Linked DNA regions of Homo sapiens: region 2 is linked to region 1. A link is a contact called in ENCODE Hi-C data. All regions are on one chromosome and are shown on one strand. The core of a region is the stretch at or near the end of the contact, and the rest is flanking DNA. Distances in the headings are between cores, read along the strand shown.

Evidence for each region. A loop is a pair of places that touch in the nucleus more often than their neighbours do. Pooled maps may share reads with other maps.
Region 2: a map of heart left ventricle shows a loop between it and region 1 (17-fold over the local background). The contact joins two enhancer-like sites. A Hi-C loop is called at or near these places in 3 of 168 maps with a recorded cell type or tissue (Right ventricle myocardium inferior, heart left ventricle and heart right ventricle) and 6 of 50 pooled maps.

The regions. Positions count from the first base shown.
Region 1 is chr5:16,414,643-16,421,492 of GRCh38, reverse strand. The region is part of intron 7 of LINC02150 (long intergenic non-protein coding RNA 2150); the gene reads left to right. Among named protein-coding and RNA genes, the nearest start is that of LINC02150, 23 kb to the left of the region's middle. Within about 2 kb of position 2,957, at least 3 of the 41 ENCODE cell types and tissues checked have a DNase peak (open chromatin) inside an H3K27ac peak, as active enhancers do.
Region 2 is chr5:16,374,632-16,381,481 of GRCh38, reverse strand. The region is part of intron 8 of LINC02150 (long intergenic non-protein coding RNA 2150); the gene reads left to right. Among named protein-coding and RNA genes, the nearest start is that of LINC02150, 63 kb to the left of the region's middle. Within about 2 kb of position 2,606, at least 3 of the 41 ENCODE cell types and tissues checked have a DNase peak (open chromatin) inside an H3K27ac peak, as active enhancers do.

The DNA.
Region 1 (6,850 bases), core at 1,708-4,207:
CTGTTTGCCCATTTTATGACAAGAATTATTTAGATCTTGCAGGATGGAAAAATTGAAAGTGCCGTTTTCTGGCTGTTTGGAACTACTGTCCAGTTTGTATTGGGGTCAAGAGGAATTGCAGAAGAAAATAAGACATTTAGGTTTTAGGTCAGGTGTGAGTTGAAGAGGTTTTAAGTTTTTGAGAACACAGGCTAAGGGAGAAGAAGGAGGAATGGAGGGTGGAAGGTTGCCTATAGTGAAGGAGGCAAGTTTAAAGAAAAGGGAGAGTAGAGACACGGAGGGAAGTGGTTCGGGGGTTCTTACCCTCCAGAAAAGTGGGAAAGGGGTCGGGGCACAGAGATACAAGGTCAGGGCATGGAAATAAGGGATCAAGGCGCAGAGATATAAGAGGTTGGGGCGTGGAAATAAGGGATTGGGGCGCAGAGATATAAGAGGTTGGGGTGTGGAAATAAGGGATCAGGGCACAGAGATATAAGAGGTTGGGGCACAGAGATACGAGGTTGGGGTACTTGTCCCTCCCCTAGAAAAGCAGGACTTGCCGCTAAGGGTGAAGGAGAAGGGGTTGGGGGTTTCTTGCCCCTGCCCCAGAAAAGCAGAGAAGGGGTAGAGACACGGAGAAAAGGGGTTGGGGAACTTGCACCTCCCCCAGAAAAGCGGGATTTGCTGCTAAGGGTGAAGGACCAAGGCAGGCGTCCCTGCATGGTCTCACACCTCTGAAACCTGGGTTAATAATCAGGTGTCCCTGCAGTGATTAAACACCAAAGGAAGGCTGCCTTCCCTAGTCCGTGACTGGCGCCAGAGTTTTGGGTCCACGGATAAAACGTGTCTCCTTTGTCTCTACCGGAAAATGAAAGGAATTGAAATTAGAGAAGGGAGAGATTGAAGTGTGGCACCAAGATTGAAAGGAGAAAGAGGTTGAGGGATAGTGAGGGAGGCTGGAGAAGAGAGTAAAAAGAGGTCGCTTACCCGATTTAAAATTGGTGAGATGTTCCTTGGGCTGGTTGGTCTGAGGACCTGAGGTCATAGGTGGATCTTTCTCAGGGAGCAAAGAGCAGGAGGACAGGGTATTGATCTCCCAAGGGAGGTCCCCCGATCCGAGTCATGGCACCAAATTTCACTCGCGTCCGTGTGAAGAGACCACCAAACAGGCTTTGTGTGAGCAATAAAGCTGTTTATTTCACCTGGGTGCAGGTGGGCTGAGTCCGAAAAGAGAGTCAGCGAAGGGCGATAGGGGTGGGGCCGTTTGATAGGATTTGAGTAGGTAAAGGAAAATTACAGTCAAAGGGGGTTGTTCTCTGGCAGGCAGAGTGGGGGTTACAAGGTGCTCAGTAGGGGAGCTTTTGAGCCAGGATGAGCCAGGAGAAGTAATTTCACAAGACAATGTCATCAGTTAAGGCAGGAACAGGCCATTTTCACTTCTTTTGTGGTGGAATGTCATCAGTTAAGGCAAGAACCGGCCATCTGGATGTGTACGTGCAGGTCACAGGGGATATGATGGCTTAGCTTGGGCTCAGAGGCCTGACAAGGACTGTGGCTGATTTGCCATTATTTATGGGAGGTGGAAGTCAGTTATAATAATTTACTTTTTTATGAAGCAATCGTGGTTCCCTTCTGTTTCATCTTCAAATGATGTGCCCCTCTTTTATCTTTCCCTTTGACTTATAGCTTCTCCCCACAACCTTCTCTCTCCTTTTATATTAAAATATTTAGGGGCCGGGTGCAGTGGCTCACGCCTGTAATCCCAGCACTTTGGGAGGCCGAGGTGGGTGGATCACAAGGTCAGGAGATCGAGACCATCCTGGCTAACATGGTGAAACCCTGTCTCTACTAAAAATACAAAAAAAAAAAAAAAAATTAGCTGGGCGTGGTGGCGGGCGCCTGTAGTCCCAGCTACTCGGGAGGCTGAGGCGGGAGAATGGCGTGAACCCAGGAGGCGGAGCTTGCAGTGAGCGGAGATAGCGCCATTGCACTCCAGCCTGGGTGACAGAATGAGACTCTGCCTCAAAAAAAAAAAAAAAAAATTTATTGGTCATTCATTTCATAGTATGTGTTTGTACTCTTAGTATCAGCTTAATGAAACTGTTCAGCAAATAAAATGGTCAATAATTTAAACATATACATTTACTAAATATAACTTTTATTTAAAAAATAGAAGTTTTTTTTAGAATTTATTAACTGAGCACTCCCTTTAAAGGAGTGAGTCCTACACTTTGGAGAAATGCACTCCTACCTCTGTTTTTGCATCTCTCTCCCTTCCTCTCCCTCTCCCTTTCTCTCTCTCTCTCTCTCACAAACACACACACACTGAATAATTGATAGTAATCAGAAATCTGTAACTTTTTTTTCATTTGAACTGGGGCTTATAGCATAGAGATAAAAATATGGGCTATGATAATCCAAATTTTGGGACTGACTGCACTCACTAGTGATATGCACCTGGGAAACCCACTAGGTCACTCTCAGCCCCACTTTCCTCATCTTTAAAATGAAGACATTTGGCTTCTGATTCTGTAAAGTCCCATCCACCCCTTTTATTCCACAGCTCTCTGGATTCTGAAGACCAGGGCTCCAATTCACAGTGTCCATTAATCCAGGAGCCACAAAGGCAAGTGCTTATTTGCATAGAAATAGAATGCTAATCAGGTGCAGACAAAGCTCATCAGAATCAAGACAGCTGTCAGGACAACACCCTTCTAAAGGTGCCCAGACAAGCCGAGCAGAGGCAGGAGAAATTAAATTTAGCTGGAGTAGTGGAGTGCTATCAGTTATCGGCGGCCCCAGGCACATTAAATGGCATCTGGCTTCTGAGTGCTTAGCAGGGGAGCTCTTATCGCTTCAGTCCTGGAATTTGGAACCATTTTCTGTTAGAGTAGAGGGATTAAAAACAATGTCTGGGCCTGATGGACAGTGGTGAACAGCCAGCCACATGGTGCTGTTTATTGTTGGTGGATAAGGAGTCTTGGCTGAGTGAAGCCAGGAGGCTGAGGTAGGGAGATTCTGAATCACCAGCAGACTACCAAGGTCACGCAGGAAAGTCTGGCCGACTTCTCTGTAGCTAAGTTTTCATCTTCATTTTGTGAACAGTTATCATCTGACTGTTATTATTAGAATAAAATGCAATAAGGTGGCAACAGCCCTTTGGAAAATTATAAATACCCTTGACATGAGTTTGAACAGTGCGCATCCACTTAGATGAGAATTTTCTTCTACCTCTGTTACCCATGAGACAGCAAGACCAGCCCCTCTTCTCCCTCCTGTTCCTGCTCAGCTGACTCAAGGTGAAGACAACAAGGATGAAGCCCTTCAGGATGATCCACTTCTACTTAATGAATAGGACATAGATTTTCTTTTCTGTGTGATTGTCTCAATAACATTTTCTTTTCTCTAGTTTATTGTCAAGAATGCAGTATATAATATATATAAAGTACAAAATATGTGGTTAACTGACTGGTTGTGTTACTGGTCAGGCTTTGGTCAACAGTAGGCTATTAGTTAAGTTATTGGTGAGTTAAAAGTTATACATGGATTTTCTATTGCGCAGAGGGTTAGCCCCTTAGCCCCCATGTTGTTCAAGGGTCAACTGTGGTGTGAAAGTTGTCATAACAAAAATGGAGTCCCTTGTGTCAAACCCTAGCAAATGGAGCTGGGGAAGGCCATGGAGGGCTCTCATGCACAATTTTCCTGATAATGGGAACTATCACAAGAAATGTTTTCAAACTGCAGCTTACTACGTGAGTCACTCAAGGCAAGTTAGCAGCACAAGGACGGCTAGCCACTTATACAAGAACACCTGCTTGTTTCAAAAACTGTCTCACAAGCCCAGTTCAAAACTACAAGGGCTTAAACATAACTCCAAGATTACAAGTCCGACCTAGCAACTGCTGACACTTGTCAATCAGAATTTGCCAGCTCTTGTTAGATGATGCCAACACCAACGAGCTTTCTTTCAAAACAACTTGTATACCCTCCTCTCTCCCTAGTAAAACTCTAACTTTCCTTTGTTTTCTGGACATACCAGAGACCACACTGGTCTCTGTATCTGTCCGAAATTGTAATCCTATTTCTTTGTTTATTCCTAAATAAATCCTTTTTATGTATTTTTATTTCAAGTTGACAGTACGATCCATACAAATAATCAAATTTCAGGCAACCAATAGTCATCATTTATTATATGCTTGATACTGGGAATGGTAATAATAGCCAAGACTTATTAAGCACTTACTAGGTAGATACTTTGTAAGTACCATCCTTATCCCCACTGGGGAGTTTAGAAAATGGAGACAAAGTAATTTGTCTGAGATCATAGGTGTTGTGTGGCTGGGCTGAGGCTCCAATTCACTCTGGAACCTGCAATCTTAGCCATAATTATACATGCCCTTTAATAATAATCATGGCCTTATTTAGAAATAAATCCAGTCTTTTATGTAATATATATTTCACTTATATGAGATATTATAATCTTGATATATATTTTAGTTAACAAAGAATAAAGCACATTTTCGTGTCTTTAAAAATTGCTCCTTGACATAATCAAAGGCTACATATTATAATGAAAGGAATTACTATAATCTAAATAGATACACTTAGTTTCTTTCTATTACAAATAATTTTAAAAGGAAAATTTGTCTATAATTTGTATCATTTCTCAAAAGTGAAATTATTGTGTAAAAGAGTGTGTATGTTTATTTTAAATTTTAAAAATTACAGTCCAGAATTCTTTTATTTTTGAGACAGAGTCACCCAGGCTGGAGTGCAATGGAGTGATCTCGGCTCACTGCAACCTCCGCCCCCTGGGTTCAAGCTATTCTCCTGCCTCAGCCTCCCAAGTAGCCGGGATTACAGGCACCAGCCACCATGCCTGGCTAATTTTTGTATTTTTAGTAGAGATGAGGTTTCACCATGCTGGCTAGGCTGGTCTTGAACTGCTGACCTCAGGTGATCTGCCTGCCTCGGCCTCCCAAAGTGCTGGGATTACAGGTGTGAGCCACCATGCCCGGCCCTAAATTTCAAGTATATCTAAAAGTAGGGAGAATGTTGTTATGAATCCAGCATTCCCATCACCAGCTTCAGCAATTATCAACACCCAGCCAATCTTATTTCATCTATTCCCTCCCCACAGAGCAATTATTCTGAAGCAAATCCCAGATGCTATCTCATCTATAGAGATTCCATTTTGTATTTCTAAAGGATTAAGACTCTTTTAAAAAATACCTGCAATATCATTGTCACATCTAAAAAAATTAACAATAATTATTTAATATTGCCAAATGCCTTGTCAGTTTACATTTCTTTGATTGTATTATAAACAGTCATGTGCCATATAACGATGTTTCAGTTGATGAAGGATCACATATATGAAGGGTGGTACTATAAGGTTATAATACCATATTTTGACTTACCATCATGTTATAATTTCCTACAGTATTCAGTACAGTAATATGCTGTGCAGATTTGCAGTCTAGAAGCAATAAATAATGTAGACCTGCTCAAAAATGAGGAAAGCCAAATGTTCTCATTGGATATTTCCTTCTCCTCTCATCACTTAGTCCACTAAGTAACCCTTTTCCTGTAAGGGAATCATATATAGTGTTAAAAAAAAAAAACTCAAACATGTATGTTTGTCTATGTATGTATGTGACAGTGGCTTTTAATTGATATTCACCAATTTTCTATATCTATGTACCAGAAGCTCAAATACAATTTACTTTCATATCCCCTTCTCTATTTCACCCCCCCAAAAATAAACTGTTTATTAAACATTTTTCTTTTCATCTCCATCTTCCTTCAAGAGGACACACATACCCTCCAAATTTTCTCTATACAAGGAATTCTACCTTGATGCTAATATGGCCACTGACCTGTCACTAACTAATGAAAAGAATCAGGCAGTATTTGCTCTGATTGGCTTGTTGGTGTAATGAGCAACATTTATGAAAAATTCCGTATATTTTTCCATCTCATTTTTATTTTTTTCCCCTTTTGTTCTTTGTTCATATTTGTTTGGCATCTCCCAGAATTTCCAAATTCTGGGATTGGAGGATTGGAGGCACAAAGCGGGCAGAACTCAGCATCACATCAGCTATCTCTGGGTGAGGGAGAGTTGGAGTTGGTAAGAAAAGAGAAAAGTGTCTGGTGCAGAAGACACTTTGAGGATGATTTTTCACATAAATGTTTCACAGAGTATCTTGTGCAGGTTGCTCAGAGAAGCATCTAATTGTATCGAGGGACTCTCAGGTGAAGAGGTGCTGATATAACGTTCTGCCCCAAGTTAAAATGCATTGTTTTAGGGAAGTAAAAAATAAAGAAATGAAAAGCAGTCTCTGCCATCTGGGAGCCTTATACTCCTAGCTGGACCTCAGTGCTGTTGCAAGCTGGCCTGGAGCTCATAGCTGGGCCCTGTTCTCCTGCTTACATAAACAATCTCACAGAGCAACCAGGACCAAGCAAGGTCACTCTGAGACCATGATGAAGTGAGACAAAGCAAGGCCATGTGCAACCCATAAAATACCAAACATCTCCCTCTCTCAGCTAAAATGAGTGACCGCTGTTTCTTTATCAATTACAGTTTTATCCTTGCTCTAGTCTGCCCTCCCCATGGAAAATATTAATATACCAAATAATAGGATTCTCCCCACATTCTGGCAGCATCCAATCTAAACCAAGCTCCCACTTCCTTAGACCTTCTCCCTGCCAATGATCTAATCAAATCAAAGCCCCAGTCATATGATAGGCTCCTTCTAATACCCTCTTTGTGGTTCCTCCTGGAGAACACTCTTCCTTGCTGCAATGAATAATAAACCCAGTTTCAATGATGGAGTGTTCCTGATGGGCTTTGGCTGAAGGGTATTGA
Region 2 (6,850 bases), core at 1,357-3,856, 40 kb after region 1:
TTGACAAGTGGTAGTTTCTGAAAAGTTAGTGCAATGCGTTGAATCTGAAACCAGGTCAGTGAAGTTTTCACACGTTGCTGTATTAAAATCCATGATAGCATCTTGCATTTTGAAAGAATCCCTTATCCATGCATAATTTTGTTAACATCATATGTTGGTCATATGGAAAATATTGGTTCACTGAGTTAGGCAGATCTCCCAAATCTTGACACGTTTCATTATACAATACCAAAAAATCATATTTGGTAATATTTCCATGCACCTCATCAGAAAAGTCTTTCGGTATTAAGAAGCTGTCAAGCTCACAGTGCTGGACACATGTTTTTTAAAATCCTGATTTTCACTTGAAAGCTTGAATTTTATTATTAGTGACAATTATTGTCAGCTATTCTCCTTGAAGTGACAGGCTTTCCTTGTTTATTTTTGAGCAAATAGTTGTCAAATACCCAGGTTTGAATAATCACAGTAGTTCCATTAAGATAAAAGAAATGCTCATTTAAAAAAAGAAAAGAAAAAGCCTAGTTCTCTCTTAATCTAAACAACTGCACAGTGCTTGCCCTTGAAACAACCTTCATACTTTGGTATGTTGCAAATGTAATCTATGCAACTTCCCACTTTGTCACATGAACTATTAAAAGGACATGTCCTCAATCGATAAGATTTAATAAAACTAATATTTTTTTACAGTTTCATTAAGGACAGTCTTAAGTGAAAGTGACTTAATTTTTTTTGTGTGTGAGTGCTTGATGGTGAATAATTCAATGACTGCTAGTATACTTGGGTGTCATAGTGGAGAGAAGAGAGAAGGTAGTGTCTTTTCCTCACCTGTAGCAAAGTTCATGGCAGGGTTCCTATAAAAAATGATAGATTGACTTAATTAGTTTTACGTGACATAGGAGCCTTCATAAGGAAATGAAGAAACAAAGGAATAGGGGAACCTATATCTTTTTATGCTAAGTTTGGTGAAGAAGTGAATACTTGTGGAAAAGTATGCTTGGACAAAAGGGGTATGGTTTAATGGTAATAAGTTGGGGGAAACTTAGCAAGTCCTGTTTGTCTACATTGTTCTTTGTGTTTCTGTCTGCAGAGACAAGGACATCTCTTTCCTCTGGGTATAGGGTGGGCATCTCTCACATGAGGGTCTTATGACCTGGTCCAGAGGAAGGTCAGAGAATTCTTTCTACGTTTTATGGCTTGCTTTAAGGGGACCTTCCTCTGCTGTTTCTGCTGTTTTCTCAAATGTCGAGGTACCATATTTTGGAGTAGCATGTCCTGAAGCCCATCAGTGCTGTGTCTTGACATATGCTAAGGGCAAGCTCTTTACCTCCCCATGCTTTTGTGCCACCAGTGCAAATGTCAATAAATGGAAAAAACAGACTCACAAATACCATCTTACTTTTATTTTGAAAATCGTTTTGACATGGCAGAACCCCTGAAAATGTCCGGAGAACCGTTAATGGCCGATGAGCCATACTTTGAGGACTGTAGTCTAGGGAGATGCCTAGTTTGTTTCTATCTGGAATGGGCATAGTTCTTTTTAGGTCTCAGAAGTGATATTAGTTCAGTCAAAAGTTCTTCAATGCCTTTCTTTCCCCCAACTCGCCACCCAATTTTTCCACATCCATACCAACACTTGTTATTTTCTGGTTTCCTTAAGATTAAAAAAAAATTCTTATAAAATAATTTAAAGAGTTAATAGAACATATATCAGAACCCTGACCCCACATCCACCAAATTGAGCAAAGCAGCCCATTCCTAACTCCAGGGGCAGCTATTTCCAGCAAAATTAGGTTTCTAGAAGCCAGCAAAGTAGTTTGTCACAGAAAACAGCAGAGAATCAGATGAGTCAGGGATAAGATAGCTAGGGAAATCTGCCCAGCTACTGTCTTCTCCAGATGATGCTAGTTGTCATGAATTCATGAGCTTTGAAAAACATAATGGGGAAAAACAGTCTCCAAGCAAGGGCAGGTACCATGTCTGGGAGGAAAATCCACACATGTACACCTCCACTATCATACTAGCATACCTCGTTGCAAACTAGAAATTTGCCATGATGGTCACCCCATCTCCAGTAATTGATCTTTCTATTTTTGCCATCCACCATATTCATCACCTCCTAATTCGCATTTTCCATTTGCTTTGCCTTCTTATGCTTGGCACTAACAATTTAAATCTAGAACCTTACTTAGTGCTCTGCAGTGCAAATGCAATTCTCTAGCACTGTAATTTAAAAACAGCAAATAGGTTCCGAACCCTAATGTCTCAGTTCTCTTTTCTCTATAGATGAATCATTGCTTTACCTGTGTCTGCTTAGGAAATCTTGCACCTGTGTAGGTCAAGGGCCCCTTGAAGCACCTGTATGCAGAGGCCACCTTCACATGCTAACGGCCCACACCTGTGTTGAGCCTGTAGGGCCAGGATTGGCTCACAAGCTCCAAGAGACACCATCTATGGAGGACACCTGTGTGAACTAAGCTTAGCTTTTTGGTGGCTGTGTGGTCCCCTGTGCCTTCGCTAATCCTTGAACTACCTTGCCCTTTTGATGAGGCTGGGACACCTTATCAGCTTTTGGCACTATGCAAGCAACCCTGCCTCTCTGTAAGCTGTCAATGGCCTGTGAACAAAGGCATATGCCACAGCCACTTACCAAGGTCAAGTAGTACATAGCTCAAGGCTTAAAGCATTTGCCCGGGCTGTAGTGGTTAAAATCCAATTTCACAGTTGTATTAACCATTGTGTATGATCCTCTAAACCTTCCAAAGTTAAAACACCTGCTCATACACTAAGATCCAAGGCTCAAATCCACTTTGCTGGCTCAAACGCTCTACATACATTTTATTCTTCTGAAATTTTACTTCTGGTCTCTTTTCTAAGATTGCTGACATACCGTGCTAGGTATTAGTGAGTTTGAGTTTAGATCTCCCAAACTACAATCCCCCATGCCTTTGGCTACAGGAACCGAAGCTTCTTCCAAAAGACTTACAGTGATTAGAAGCAGAGAAAAATGGAAGAGAAAGGAAGAGAAGAAGAAAGTGCCTCCAGGTTCTCCTTCCAGACAAAACCATCACACTGAGACAGCTTTTCAGCTTTCTGAGGAGGAGGGAGTAAGGGGACAGGGAGAAGCCTGGAGTCTTAGGGAACGAGAATTCGGCACCCCTCTCCTACAGGAAAACACAGGGGAGGAGCAGAAGCATGACCTTGAGAACAACATCATAGCTCAGCTTCTTACCCACTGTGTATTACTTCCATCTCTATAAGCCACAGTTTTCTCATCTTTAAAATGGAGATTTTAATATCGACACAGAATGGCCATTATATGGATTAGAGATTCGCGTGTCAAGCTGCTATCATGCACACAGTAGACCCTTAGTAAATACGATTCCTGATCTCAGTGCAGTCACAGCCCAGAGGGGACAAAAACACATGCAAGCAGATATATGACAAGCCAGAGTATGTGCTCAAGTGCTAAAAGGAAAACGCCAAGCTCTCTAAGAGCCCAGACAAAGGAACATTTATTTAATTCTAACATGGGTTGGTGTGGTGAGTGGGGGATATTGTGGATGATTTCATGAGAAGGATGGCTCGGGGGTTGAATTTTTAAATTTCAAGAAGGGCTTTTCCTTCTCTTGGTTCATTTGATGAGCATGTTGTTTTGATCATCTACCAACTGTGAGGATCTGGGCAAGCAGAAATGTAAAATATAAATAACAGAATTCCAGAATCTATAGAGCTAGTTGGAGAAACATCACACACACACACACGCACACACACACACACACACACACACACACACAGCTCTAATATGAATGTTTATGCCCCCCATTCATATGCTGAAATCCTAACCCCCCAAGTGAGAATATTAGGAGTTGGGGTCTTTGGGAGGTACTTAGTTCATGAGGGCAGAACCTTTATGAGTGGACTTAGTGCCAGCATAAAGAGGTCACAGAGAGCTGCCTGCTCCTTCCATTGTGTGAGACACAGCGAGAAGATGCCATCTGTGAACAAGGAAGCAAGTCCTCACCGGACATGGAATCTGCTGGGGACTTCATCTAGGCCTTGCAAACTCCAGAAACGTGAGAAGTAAATTTCTGTTGCCTATAAGCCACCTAGTCTATGGTAATTTATTATAGCAGCCCAAAGTGATTAAGACACACACACACACACACACACACACCACATCCCCAAGTGCGTGCATAGCACAGACACAAGAGTAAGCCAAAGTACCGTATCTGTAAGCAAAGTGGTGCAAAGCACATGCCAGGCTTGGGCAGAGAATGCTGGAGGGACAGTGTAGAAGAGCTCATCTGAGACGTTCTCCTAGAAGCTGGGAGCTTAATGATAAGACAAAATTAGAAGAGGATGGGAAAAATGTTTGGAAGCAAGGTTATTTAAGGCCTATGGCAAGAAAGCAACACATTGAAAGTGGTCAGAATAAAGAAGGCTATTGGAGGAGGTTCCTTTGGAGAAGTTTGGTCCCATAGAGACACCCAAGTTAGGTTGAAGAATTTGGCTGTGAATGAAACGGCAGTATGGAGCAGGTGGTTTGGAAACAAGCCATTTCCTAGCTTTGTGGAGCCATTTCCTTCCCATCAGGATATTCCTTTTGGCATTTAAGATCTTTAAGATCACAGTTGCTGGGAGCGGTGGCTCATGCTTGTAATCCCCGCACCTTGGGAGGCCAAGGCAGGCGGATCACCAGAGGTCAGGAGTTCAAATACCAGCCTGGCCAAAATGGTGAAACCCCTGTCTCTACTAAAATACAAAAATTAACCAGGTGTGGTGGCAGGCATCTGTAATCCCAGCTACTTGGGAGGCTGAGGCAGGAGATTTGCTTGAGTCCAGGAGGCAGAGGTTGCAGTGAGCCAAGATCGCGCCACTGCACTCCAGCCTGGGTGACAGAGTGAGACCCTGTCTCAAAAAGCAAAACAACAACAATAAAAAAAACCCCCAAAAAACCCAACCCCCAAATCACAGTCTTATCACAAATGTATCCATGTAGAAAGCCTGCCAATGATACAGAGCACATTTCTCTTAAGGAGAGAAAGACACCATGACATGATATTCCAATAATGCCTCATTTATGTTTGAATATGAACATGTTTTCAAGCAGGTGAACTAAAGTTGAAAGCCAATGTTATTTCGTGATCTACATTTATGCCTATTTTCTGAGTATTTCATTTTGTGTAGAGAAGTTCAGTGAAAAGAATAAATGATTTCCTTGCCTATTAATGAATGGAAATAAGTTTAGTGGCTTCAATGTCTAGGGTTTCATCAGATTTCTCAGAAACTCAAAAGAAAGTAAATTGCGTGGTCTCAACTCAACAAACTGTGGACAGTGGTCAGTGCTATACACAATTAAGCTTGTGACTAGAGACTCATCCAGAGAATGGGAAAAGAATTCTGTGAGAGAAGCACCCTCTCCCTCCAACCTGGCAATGCTCCCCAGCAGAGAGCTTGCATCATTTAACAGCAGTGTCAGCTTATTGACCATCATAAACTTAAGTCTCACTGAAGCACGAATAAATAAATTAGTATCTTGAAAGCACATAACAGGAAAAGGATGTAGAAAATAGCTGCAGGATCAAGAGTGCCCTAAAGTACAGCGGTCTGGATAATGCAAGCGTTGAATCGGATCTTTCCCTGCTGCCTTGTTCCCCTAATAATAATATGGGCCCTCTGTACAGATGCCAATTCCACTGACCCACCAGTATTTGAAAAGGAGGTCATGGGGAGTTATTTCTGCCACTCTTTTAAAAAAATAATTCACTTATGAGATGGAGGTGGAAATTCGCAGATAATTGATAGGTATGGGTTATCTTTTGTAGGGCCTCAGAATAAAGCAATGCCAAGGACCCATCGTGGGGCTGGTCTTGTGCTATTGACCTTACTGGTCTTCCAGAAGGACTGCTCCCATGGGCTCTTGGGTGGGATGATAAATTTGCTAAATCAGGTTCACTGCACTTTCCTCTCACAAAGGAGTATATATGCCTGGAGTGGCTCCATTACTAGGCTCCATTTCCAGCACCTACCAATTGGCACTGTGTATTTTTTAAAGAATAACATTGAGGCTCCTTGCCTCCTTTCAAACTGTGAGAAAGAGTAAGTTTCTATTCAGTGTTCTAAATGCTATCTGCTTAGTTTAATAGGGTTGTAGTAACCATCATGGGAGTTTTACTGAAGTCCAAAGTATCCCAGAAAATGTACATTCCTCTCTTTTCTTATTAAATGGTGCACAGGGACAAGCTCATCATCATCCTTATTTTATTGCAAATTGGTCTGTTGAATTATTTATTCTTTCTTTATCCCTATTTCCCTATCTTACCTTGAAGCCCTCTCCCTCCACCAAATGGCAAACATTCTGCCCGAAGACAGAAACCAAGTTGATAGGAATGTGGCTAATTAGGTGTCTGGGGCAGTGTCATTTCCATACACTGATTTTCCCCACACTTGAGCAGTTATACAGGAAGCAAATTGGCAATTAAAGTAACCACACAATCCTGTAGCTGACACTGTCTTCCAATTATTTCCATTATTCAGATGTGCTGCCAGAGCTAGCAAGGAGACAACCAGGTCAGCTTGCTCCAATTCTTCCCTTACTGGCAAATTCTTCCCAGGTGACTGTAACAGCAGGGAAGGACTACACAAACAGAGTTGAGCTTTCCAAATCTTCATCAGGCTCAGGAGGAGCTGCACAGGCTGTTGTCAGGACTGATTGTCATATGAAACTCCCTTGCTGGCGGATACTCCCTTCTTGTGCTATGGGATGCCCAGGTTCTTCCACAAGTACAGTTGTCAATAGGTGCCATCAGGGAGAGCTTCCGGCAAGAGGGGTGGAATGTGAAACTGCAAT